Linked DNA regions of Homo sapiens: region 1 is linked to region 2. Evidence: chromatin contacts called from ENCODE Hi-C or POLR2A ChIA-PET data. All regions are on one chromosome and are shown on one strand. Each heading gives the region's core, a stretch centred on a gene start or an enhancer-like site at or near the end of the contact. The rest is flanking DNA. Distances are from core to core; before and after follow the strand shown.

What was found. A loop is a pair of places that touch in the nucleus more often than their neighbours do. ChIA-PET counts read pairs that join two places held with the same protein, here RNA polymerase II (POLR2A). Pooled maps may share reads with other maps.
Region 1: a map of CD4-positive, alpha-beta T cell shows a loop between it and region 2 (12-fold over the local background). The contact joins the promoter of RBSN here to the promoter of TSEN2 in region 2. A Hi-C loop is called at or near these places in 1 of 168 maps with a recorded cell type or tissue (CD4-positive, alpha-beta T cell) and 5 of 50 pooled maps. POLR2A ChIA-PET finds 5 or more read pairs at or near these places in 1 of 52 experiments (activated CD4-positive, alpha-beta T cell).

What each region holds. Positions count from the first base shown.
Region 1 is chr3:15,096,785-15,102,473 of GRCh38, reverse strand. RBSN (rabenosyn, RAB effector) reads left to right here and starts at 3,326. Exons shown (of 14, transcript NM_022340.4): 1 at 3,326-3,439; 2 at 4,200-4,355. RefSeq lists enhancers at 3,239-3,368, 3,257-4,121 and a silencer at 4,459-4,538.
Region 2 is chr3:12,481,436-12,487,535 of GRCh38, reverse strand. TSEN2 (tRNA splicing endonuclease subunit 2) reads right to left here and starts at 3,056. Exons shown (of 12, transcript NM_025265.4): 1 at 2,656-3,056. RefSeq lists an enhancer at 2,713-3,132.

The sequences.
Region 1 (5,689 bases), core at 2,077-4,576, 2.6 Mb before region 2:
CCTCAATGCCCTCAACCCGCTGGCTCAGACCACAGCAGCTGGCAGAGGCCTGGGAGCTGGGGCCAGGCCAGCCTGGAGGGCAGTTGGCCCTTCGGGAAGTTACATGATGTGCCCAGACCTTCCCCAATGACGTTTATGTTATCCATATCATAATTTATTTTCTTGCCCAAGGATTTTAATGTGGTGCCAAGATGTCTTGTGCTGCTTGGGATAAACTTAGACAAATAAGGGCCAAGAGAAAGTGAGAGAGTGAGATAGAGAGAGGGATAGAGAGACAGAAAGATAGAGAACCCTAAGGCAGGGGGCAAGGGTGAAGAGACCCAGCTGTCCACGATTCTCTCACTAGAAGTGGCTGCCTACAGTTTTGGGAACAAGGAGGAGTGGCTTGATATCATCCCTCTATGTGTGAATGAACTTTTCTGTGAGTTTCTCAAAGGACTCATGTTCTTCTCCATAACTATGCCTTTGCATATGCTGTTCCCCTGGCCTGGAAGGCCCTTCCCAATCGTTTCTACCCAAGGACCATGCTCACGTGCTGCCCGCTTCTGGGAAACCTTTCGTGAATTCCTGCAGGGGACTCTGCTGGTCTCTCCTCTCACACCAGAGCATCTGTGTGCACGTGCACATTTCTGTTTTGAACTAATTGGCTTACATCCCCTCTCTATGCCCAGTACAGGAGTGGTGCCTGGAGGAAGCTGAGGAGGTACAGGAAGTCTATCAGCACTTCACAGAGGAAGGAAAAGTGGGGATTGTGAAAGCCTCAAGGCAAGGTGACTCTGGGTTCAAGGCTCACCAGCTGGTGACCCTGGGCAAGTCACCTAACCTCTCTGTGCCTCAGCTTCCCTTCTATAGAATGGGAATATTATTACATTTTGTATAGTTTGTACATCATTGGGTTGTGTGAGAATGAAATGAGTTAAGATATGGAAAGCACATAGAACAGTGTCTGGCATGTGCAAATCCCTCAGTAAATATTAGTCATTTTTATTATTATCAAACTGGAAATAGTCATAGAGTTGCCTAAAGGATTAAAGAAAGTACTTTTGATGAAGTGTGAAGCATATAGGAAGGTCTTTGTCATTATCATTAACAGTATCGGCCAGGCGCGGTGGCTCACGCCTGTAATCCGAGCACTTTGGGAGGCCGAGGCGGATGGATCACGAGGTCAGGAGATTGAGACCATCCTGGCTAACACAGTGAAACCCTGTCCCTACTAAAAATACAAAAAATTAGCCGGGCGTGGTGGCGGGTGCCTGTAGTCCCAGCTACTCGGGAGGCTGAGGCAGGAGAATGGCATAAACCTGGGAGGCGGAGCTTGCAGTGAGCTGAGATCACGCCACTGCACTCCAGCCTGGGGGACAGAGTGAGACTCTGCCTCAAAAAAAAAAAAAAAAAAAAAAGAAAAAAGAAAAAAAAGAAACAATATCAAGAGCAGTGCCCAATCCACTGTGATTTCCAGAATTAACTTACAAGTTGAGGCCACATAGCTATTGCTTTTTTGAGCAAATGAAATGATGAATATGATATTTTTTTCTTTTCTTTTCTTTCTTTTTTTTTTTTTTTTTTGAGGTGGAGTTTCACTTTGTTGCCCAGGCTGGAGTGCAGTGGGACAATCTTGGCTCCCTGCAAACTCTGCCTCCTGGGTTCAAGCAATTCTTCTGCCTCAACCTCCTGAGTAGCTGGGATTACAGGCGAGCGACACCACACTCGACTAATGTTTTATATGTTTGGTAGAGACAGAGTTTCACCATGTTGGCCAGGCTGGTCTTGAACTCCTGACCTCAAGTTATCTGCCCACCTCGGCCTCCCAAAGTGCTGGGATTACAGGCGTGAGCCACCGCGCCCGACCAAATATGTTTTTTGTAAATGATAAAATGACAAGCAAAAATCATGATGGTTTAATAAACGTTCATTGCCCTACCCAAAACATAGTCCTGCCTGTAAGTGTGGCTCGTTTTGGGACCTCGGTGGCTTCAGACTTTCAAAAGGGTGGTTTTACTCCCAAAGTCCTGGCTTTTGGGACCTAAGGCAGAAGCTAGTGATGGAGACGGGGAGCTTGGCATGTTGCTTTGCTTCTGACAGGTTAGGAAGCCTCTTCCTTGTCTCCATCAGTAAACAAAGGGAAGTCATTATTCGCTCCTGCAGATGTTGTAACGTTAAAAAAAAATTGGCCATCAGATTGAGAGAAAAGGCTAAGTCACTGGAGCCAATTTCTTTTGTACAGATGAGAGAACTCAGGCGAAGAAAGGGGAAAGGACCTGCTCAAAGCCACAAAGTAACGTACAGCCAGGGCTAGAACCCAGATCTCTAGACCCCTAGTTCACTGCCCTTTCACTGGTGATTGCTTTCCAAAAACTCAATGCTCTCCAAGTCCGGAGCCCCATGTCCTTAAATGGAAGGTGATGGAGGCTCAGTGCTCCTGTCCAGAGACCAGGTGGGGAAGACTTTTTGGAGGCAGGGAAAGTGAGATGGGCAAAGCCAATATGCAGGACACCCTCCTACCTACCTACCTACCGTGCAATTACCTCAATCTTCACAACACTGTGAAGCGGAGACTATCATTATCATCCCCATTTTACTTCTGTAAAAGGGGGCCAGTAACACTGCAGGGATGTAAACGGAGGCCCAGGATCGTCCCATCGTCCCATCGTTCTCTGCAGCTCTTGCTCCTAGAGGCTGGCTATTGCTAAGGTCCAGAACGTGTGCAGGGCACAAAGCAAATAGGTCTCCGGGACTGGGATGAGGTTTTGCCTCTCTATACCCCGTGGTACCCAGCACAGCGTAGGCACGGGGTAGGTCCTGGCTGATCAATCGTCCTGCCTTTTGAAAATGCCATCTTTTCCACAGGCTTGGCCATGCTGTACACCCCGGGATACACCTTCTCATACCAAGTCTCCACTCTCATGTGGTTCTATTCTTGGACTTTCCATCGCCTCCACGTCCCCTGAATATTTTTTCTGTCTCTAGCTCTCAGGAACTTTGATTCCTTGGCTGCCTTATTCTTTGTGCACTTTGGTCAAGAGCCAAAGATCTACTGGTCTCAGCTTTCCCACCTGTACAAGGCGGTGCAGAGCCATTGGCTGGCTTTGACGCGCTATTAGTTCGAATTCGGGACGTAAGAACCGCACAAAATTACCGAGCCCCACTTTCTCTCCGCTCCCCACCATCCCCTCCCTCGTTCGGAAAGCGCCTGCGCAGAAGCCGCCGGCCCGCCCTCCACTATTCGAATCCGTATCCGCCCTTTTCGCGCCCTCGAAGACTCGGCGCTCGACAGGCGTCTACCAGCTTGTCTTCCGGTTTCGTCGCCGCCGCAGGCGCACCTGCCGAGTTCCGAGCGACCGATGGAGATGGCGGCTGCGGCTGAGTGACGGACGGTGGAGGCCCAGAGCCCGGGCCTGAAGGGGGGGACAAACCTGGGTGCCCGCAGGAGCCCGGCAGGGTACATACAGAGGGTCAGGCCCAGTCTGGGGGGCGGGGACACGACTCCTCCAGAACGGAGACGGGCGGGCCGTGTGTGGTTGTGGTGGGTGTGACGTGAGAGGTGGGAGATGGGGCTTTCAGGCCGTGCGTTTCGCTTGTGTGTGCCTTTGATGATTGGGCTCTGTGTGGTTGTGCGGTTACGCGGGGCGTATACACTTGGGTTTGGTTGTGCAGCTGTGGGTGGAGTGGGTGGGTGCTTGTCTCCCGAGCGGTTGTGTTTGATTCTCTGGTTGTGTAAAGCTGAAGCGTTTGTATTCTGAGTTCGTGTGGAGATGTTCGGAGTGTTTTGTGTGGTGTCTGTGCGATGTGTGACGTTGTCATGTCTGCTTCACGGGATTGAGTCGTTCGTGTTGTGTGTGGTCATGCGATGTGTGTATAATCATGTTAGTTATGTGGGTTGTGGTTGCGATCGTGAGGCCGGGTTGAGTGCGGCTGTGGGATGTGTCGTCGATGCGGCATGTGGCGGGGTGACATTCATGCTGGATGTACGGCTGCAGAACATGTAGCTATATTTATTTTTTTTATTTTTATTTTTTTTACTTTTTACGTGATTTAGAGTGCGAGGGGCTTGCTTATGTGTTCAGTTATGGTTGTGGGGTCCAATTCGGTGGTTGTGTTAGATTTCTTTATGGTGTATGCTTAGTTATATGATTTTGGAGTTCATTCATTTCTTCGTTCATTCATGGAGCTTTATTGTGCTGCTTCATTGTGTGTGCCAGGTACTGTGCTAAACCCTGGGGAGACGGCGAAGTGGAAAACATATAGAGTCTGTGCCCTCCCAGATTTTACAGTCTTACTTGGTCACTTCACGTATGTACCTGCGGTTATAAATTGAGATGAGTGCTGTGAAGGAGAAGTCCATTCTGATGCTCTGAGTAAGAGGCATTTCTTTTGAGGAAGTGAGGTTTGGGTTTGGGCTGAGGCGTGAAGGGTGGTTGTGTGGCATGGATGTGGTGGGCTTTGTGTTATTTGTGGTCGTTAGGGGTGAGTGCATGGGAAGAAAGGGAGCTGTCAGAGTCAGCATCAGATGAACCACTGGCTGGGGAGGGAACAGGCCAGACCTAGGGCTGCTATATTCCAGTGGAAAAGTTATGAAGTCACTGGGTTTCTTAACTAGAGGGAAAAAATAGGGACCTGGTGTCTCATTTGTTTATTTTCTGAGTTGCTGCCACCCTTCAGCTTTGAGGACCAGGCAGTCCCTCCTCGGTGGTCTTCTACAGTCCATCCAAAGCTGAGGGTCACACATCTCCCCTCACTATATACTGTGGCTTGTATCCCCAGGTTCTTGGGGAGAAATTTCTCTGCTTTTGTGGAATGGTTTTGTCTCAATTTCTCTTGTGACTGGGTGTCTTGATGAGGTGACATTGGAAGTGACTTTGCCATGAGCCAGTAAGAAAGAGAATGTAACTTATTAAGCCCTGAAGTGTTTAGGCCCCAAATCAATTTATTTATTTATTTATTTATTTATTTACTTTTTTGAGATGGAGTTTCGCTCTTGTTGCCCAGGCTGGAGTGCAATGGCATGATCTCGGCTCACTGCAACTTCCGCCTCCTGGGTTCAAGCAGTTCTCCTGCCTCAGTACCCCCACTAGCTGGGATTACAGGCGCCTACCACCACACCCGGCAAATTTTTGTATTTTTAGTAGAGATAGGGTTTCACCATATTGGCCAGGCTGGTCTCGAACTCCTGACCTCAGGTGATCCGCCTGCCTTGGCCTCCCAAAGTGCTGGGATTACAGGCTTGAGCCACCATGCCTGGCCAGCCTTTTATTTTTGAAGCAGTGAGAACATCAGGTTTGCTACTTAACTGTCACTTAATGGCTTATAAGATCTGTCAGGGTGCAGTGGCTCACATCTGTAATCTCAGCAGTTTGGGGGGGCTCAGGCAGGAGGATTGCCTGAGGCCAGGAGTTAGAGACCTGCCTGGGAAACATAGCAAGAACCTGTCTCTATAAATAATTTAAAAACTAGCTGGGTGTGGTGGCATACTCCTGTAGTCCCAGCTTCTTAGGAGGCTGAGGCAGGAGGATCACTTGAACCGAGAAGGTCGAGGCTGTTGTGAGCAATTATAGCTCACTGGGTGACAGAGCAAGATGCTGTCTCTTAAAAAGGAAAATATAGTACGCCCATTAGAGATAAGTGCTCTACAAATATAAAATAGATTTTTTCTTTTTGACTAGTAGGTTTCTATTGTTTCTCTTTAACTGAT
Region 2 (6,100 bases), core at 1,807-4,306:
CTTATATACATTACATTCGGAATTTTAAAAAAATGAAAAAAGATTTAATGGCCACCTTCAAGAAGTTCTAATAAATTCTCTCAACAAATAAGAGTTGTATTTTAGTCTGCCTCATTTGTTCAGCGTTTTTCCCTCTCAGACTGCTGTCACATCTAAAAAAGGCAAGATTTAGCTGTGACACTTGATCGAAAGAACTCTGTACTCCAACCCAGGTGTGTGGGATGGAAGGGTCCCTGCGACAAAACACCCCTCATAATCCAAGTTCTTGTGTTACTCTTGCTCATGTGGCTGCACACCCCTCAGGAATTTGGCTCGCAGTAGGCCTTCCAGACATGCAAAGCCGCCATTATTATTGTGTGACCTTGCACAACCCACTTTCTCTAAGCCCAGTTTCATCTTCAAATCGAACAGGACTGGAGGAGTCTGGCAGTTCCTCAAAATGTCAAACACATAGTTACGACATGATCCAGCAACTCCACCCCTAGGTATAGACCTAAGAGAAATGAAAACATATGTTCATGGAAAAATTTGTATGTGAATGTTCACAACAGTATTATTCATAATAGCATCAAAGTGGAAGCCATCCAAATGTCCATCAATAGTTGACCAGATCAACAAAATGTGGTCTATCCATATAATCAAATACTTAGCCATAGAAAAGGAATGAAGTTCGGATACATTCTTCAACACCTGAAAGCATTATGCTAAAAGAAGTCAGACACAAAAGACCACGAGACAATTAAGATAAAGTTTCCGGAATAGACAAATCCATAGAGACAGATTACCAGTTGCCAGAGACAGGGAAAAGTGGGAAATGGGGGGGCGACTGCTAATAAGACAGGAGGTTTATTTTGGAGGGTGACGAAAATGTTTTAAAATTAGATTGTAGTGATGGTAATGGTTACATAACTCCGCGAATACGAAGACCACTGACTCGTACATTTCAGAAGGGTGACTTTTACAGAATTATATGGTATCTCAATAAAGCTATTTTAAAAAATTCAGAAGTAAAGACATTCCCCAGGCCATGTCCTGCAAGAATGACTTCACAGATACCAGCGTGAAGCTTCTAGAAAAGATAGAAAGAAACCCTCAGGGAAGGTAGAGCTCACTTCCCCAGGGGGAAAAATTCAAGAGGACAAATCAGATGATCTCTAGTTTCATGGAAGAGTCCTCCTGTGCTGAACTCGAAAGGCAAAGCAGAGGAGAAAAGACTGCATTTACCATTCCCCATATCTGCAATGGATATTCAAGAAGGTTCTTTAGTGTCGCGGCAGAACAGCATGCTGTAAGAGGTGGGATGTGAGTAAAATAAGAAGAGGAAACTGTCATAGGTAGGTACCAGATGCCAGAGGCACTCACTGCATGTGCTGCACATGTGGGTACTATAGTCATCCCTTGGTATCCACAGAAGGACTGGTTCCAGGACTCACCCCCTACCAAAATCCGCAGCTCAAGTCCCTTAAATAAAATGTAGTATTTGCATGTAACTTATGCCCATCCTCCCATCTACTTTAAGTCTTCTCTAGATTACTTAGAATACCTAATACAATGTAAATACTAAATAATTGTTATATATATATATTTTTAAATTTCTTTTTCCAAATATTTTTGATGCAACATTGGTTGAATCCACAGATTCGGAACCTGATAGCGAGAGCTGACTGTACTATCCTCATTCCACAGATATGAAAGAAGAGCGGTGCCTGAGGTGCACAAAAACATATAGGAAAGACTGGGTCAGTTGTCAAGAGGTTTGGGATGCAAAGGTTGGTTTGGAATTGGAGTCACTGCAGGTTATTTAGAATGATGATTGAAAAATGCAGATTAAGAAAATTAAACCTGGGAGTGGTACATCACACAGTGGCCCTCAAGCTTACCTACCCTTAACTCCTCATGCCCAGGCCTCACCTGCAATCAATTACATCAGAATTTCCTGGGTGGACCCAGCTGATTTTAACATATAGCTAACCACTGGTAACAGCAAGGTCTATTCAAATTCACTTAATCCCAGTAGCCCCCGGAGGTAAAGACTATTTTTATTTCCATTGTACAGATGTGGAAAGTGACTCGGAGGGGCCGGGCGCACCCCTGAGAAATCTTTACTTCTTATTTCCCCAACCTGCGCAACCTGACTCCAGAGCTGCATATTCTTACTTTCTATTAAAAGCAGAGTCTGTTTCTTATTCTTCCCTCGAGCACACAGGCTAACACCTCTTAGGTGATGGTAAATGTCTATTAGAAAAACAAAAAAGGGAGAGGTGGCTCCATTTAATTTTCCAACCTTCCTGGACTAGGTGCCAAACAAACCTGGTTAAAAAACCTCCTACCCAGCAAATCTCACCTTCTCCCAACCAAAACACGCTTCAAGCTCCATCTGCGCACCTCCTGGGCTTAGGGAGGCAAGGATGAAAGGCACAAGGTAAACAATCCTGCCTCTGGGGAGCTTTCAAGTTAGAACCTGAGAATAAGCCATATAAACAGATGACCAGCCTTTGAAAGTTGTTGTCAGGATTAAATGCATAATTTTGCAGAAGGCGTTTCGTTCGGGGCCTACCACGTGGAAAGCGCTCACCAGACGACAGCTGCAAATAAAATAAACTGCGCACCCCAACAGCGTTAGGGGCCCCGCCAATTCCTAACTCCCTGTCTTACCCCTTTGCTTCTTTCCTTGACTACCCCCACACCCGACCGAACTCCACCAGAGGCTGCGGCTCCTCTCGGGCATTGTCAGCTGCACCTTGCGCCCCAGCCCCACCAGCCCTGAACAAGGCGCCGGCGTTTCCAAGAACCAAGGGCTGCAGGCGCACGAGGAAAGCGCGGAGGAGTCAGTGACCGGGCGCACTCGGAAGCCTGGCTCCCCGTCCCGGCACTGTCTCGGCCGGCTGTGCGACCCCAGCACAGTACCTAGGCCCTTTCCTCTCTCGCCCTGGAGGACTTTCGGAAGAGCGAGATTTCCTTTCGCTGCAAAACACCAAACTCGGAAAGGGCCGCGCTTTCCTCGCCCAGGGCCCTTACCTTTCTTGGCCCCACGCGCTCGCCGTTACCCCGGCAACGCCGGCCGTGGGGCGGACACCGCTGCCGTCAAGCAGTGCGGCCGCAAAGCCAGCCGAGTGCGCAGCCGCAGAGCTCCCGTCGGGACTTGGCGGAGTGCGCCTGCGCACGGCCGGCTGGCGGGTGTTCTGTGCGCCAGCTCTGCCACTGCGGAGTATGAGGCGGAGGCTGCGTGCGCGCTTTGCTGCTCTCTGCAGGATTGTACGGAAGCCAGAACGATCCTGCAAGACGCATTTTACAGATGAGATGCAGTTACCCGTCAAATGTCACATAGTCACGTGGGAGGTGGGAGAGACCTAGAATCTTCGGCCCTCGGTGGATGGGATGTTTGAGGCGACCGACAGGACTTTATTAAATGGCCCTGAGGAAACTGATCTCATCTTTCTCAATGTAGAAAGAGGATCACAGCAGCGCACCTGTGTACGCTGCAGCATGCGGGGAACTTGCAAGGACGTTTTCTCTGGCAGACACCTGGCCAGAAGCCTCTGTGTGCCCAGACTGCCTGTGCAGTTAAGGGACAATAGGCGGCAGGTCCACCTGCTCTGCATCCCCATTTTCCCCCCTCACTGGCTGCGTGAGCTTGAATGACTGACAACCTTTCTGAGCTTGAGTTTACTGAAAAATGGGCCATCAGAATTACGGGAGATGAGCAAAACTGGAGTGCAATAGGAAGTGTAAGTTTCTCCTGACCTGGTTATTTTAAAGGAGCCCTGTGGGGAGTCCAATATATACTTTCCCAAATATGAATCACAGGAGTTCCACCACACAGACTAAGCAGGAGGCAAAGGAGGATGGCAAGGAAGTGTGGCAAATACTGCTGGAGAGATTCATGGTGCTAGATGTGATGATGGATGTTGAATTTTGGACTTCTGCCAATGTTCTTGCCTCCATTCCTTCACGCATGCTGTTGCCTCTATGTTCCCTCCCCTCTGTTAGCTGCAGTAATTCCTGGTCAGCCTTTAGGTCTCAGCTCAAATATCACCTCTTCCAGGAGACTTCTTGCCTTCCCAGACCTGCTTGGGTGACTTGCCTCTGTGCTCTGCAGTAGTCTGGCATGGCATGTGTTGTCCCTGTTTTTCTGGCCCTTTTTATTTTTTGAGACGGAGCCTGGCTCTGTCGCCCAGGCTGGAATGCAGTGGCACCATCTCAGCTCACTTACCTCACTGCAATCTCTGCCTCCCAGGTTCAGGTGATTCTCCTGCCTCAGCCTCCCGAGTAGCTCGGATTACAGGCGCCTGCCACCACGCCCGGCTGATTGTTATATTTTTAGTAGAAACGGGGTTTCACCACGTTGGCCAGGCTGGTCTCAAACTCCTGACCTCAAGCGATCCTCCCGCCTCGGCCTCCCAAAGTGCTGGGATTACAGGCTTGAGCCACTGCATCCTGCCTGGCCCTTTTTGAACTGCACTGTGGGCTTGCTCTTGGTAGAGTGAGATCATGTCGCAGCATTCAGTGGGTCCTCTGCTGCAAGGACCTTCACTGCTAGGCTAGGGAGTTCAGGTTTTAGATAAACCAAAATCAAAGAGCTTTGTGGTAAGAATGTTGCAAAAGAAAGGGAGAAAATTGGCAAGAGTCACAGGATATGGTAACAGGATGGATTGGGCAGGGGAGAGACAGCTGAAGAGAGGCTGTAATATCCGACCAGAACATGCCAATTTAAGAAATACTGGTTTTAGAATTAGAGGGCTTTAACAATGAAAGGGATTCAGAGGTTGTCCAGTTAAACTTCCTTATTTAACTGATAAGAAAACAGTTCCAGTGGCACTGTGAGTTGTCAGAGATAACCGAGCAGGTCTGAGGTGGGGCTGAGACTAGAGCCAGGTCTCTTAAATCCCATCCCAGCTCGTGGAAGGATTTGGGGTTTGCTGATAATGGGATCTCAAATTCCCCTCCCAAAAACATAAAAAAAGAAATTAAAAAAAGAAAAAAAATCTGTAAATTTTAAAAAAGAAAGAAATTTTCCCCAAGACTTTCTCAAGTGCATTTTAAACCCTTTGATATGGTTATTTTCAAACATACAACACAAAAGTAGAGAAAACAGTCCAATAAATCATCACTTCTGGCCGGGCACGGTGGCTCATGCCTGTAATCCCAGCACTTTGGGAGGCTGAGGCGGGTGGATCACCTGAGGTTGGGAGTTCGAGACCAGCCTGACCAACATGGAGAAACCCCATCTCTACTAAAAATACAAAATTAGCTGGACATGGTGGTGCATGCCTATAATCCCAGCTACCCTGGAGGCTGAGGCAAGAGAATTGCTTGAACCGGGGAGGTGGAGGTTGTGGTGAGTCGGGATTGCACCATTGCCCTCCAGCCTAGGCAACAAGAGTAAAAACTCTGTCTCAAAAATAAAAAATCGCTTCTACAACCTTCAACCTTTGGTATCTCATTTCTTTTGCATTCTCGATATACACACTTTTATCTCCTTGCTGGAGTATTTTAAAACAATCCCAGACATGATATAACTTCATCCATGATATTTCAGTAGGTATCTCTAATAGATAAGGACTTAATTTTATTACAATACATCTGCATCTACATATATATATATATATATACGCAGACACACACACACACACACACATATATCAACTGTGTAGTTCATTCTCATTATTTGAGGTAATTCTGTTCTATAAAGTTGCCACAAACACTGAATTAGTAAATACTGAACCATGTTTCCAGGAGAAATACAAGATACAAGGTTAGGTGTCTGTGAGTCTCTGGTCACAGCATTTTCATCAACTGGTCAATATATAACCTCACTTCATGTGTTTCTGTTTAAAGACACCTTACATATGTTGATTCATCAACACTGAACTCGCAGCCAACAGCACTATAACTCCTGCCTAAAGGAGGCTTATCTAACACACCTATTCTCTCCAATAAGGCACATTTCTTGGGTGGGGAACACCAGACAGCACTTCAGCACTCCACTTGGGGCCATTTTAAACAGTTAAATCACCAACAAAAAGCACAAAAATGTGAAAAACATGGCACAAACTAGAGCTCAAAAAAGCATACTTATTTATGGTATGAGAGCTGAAAC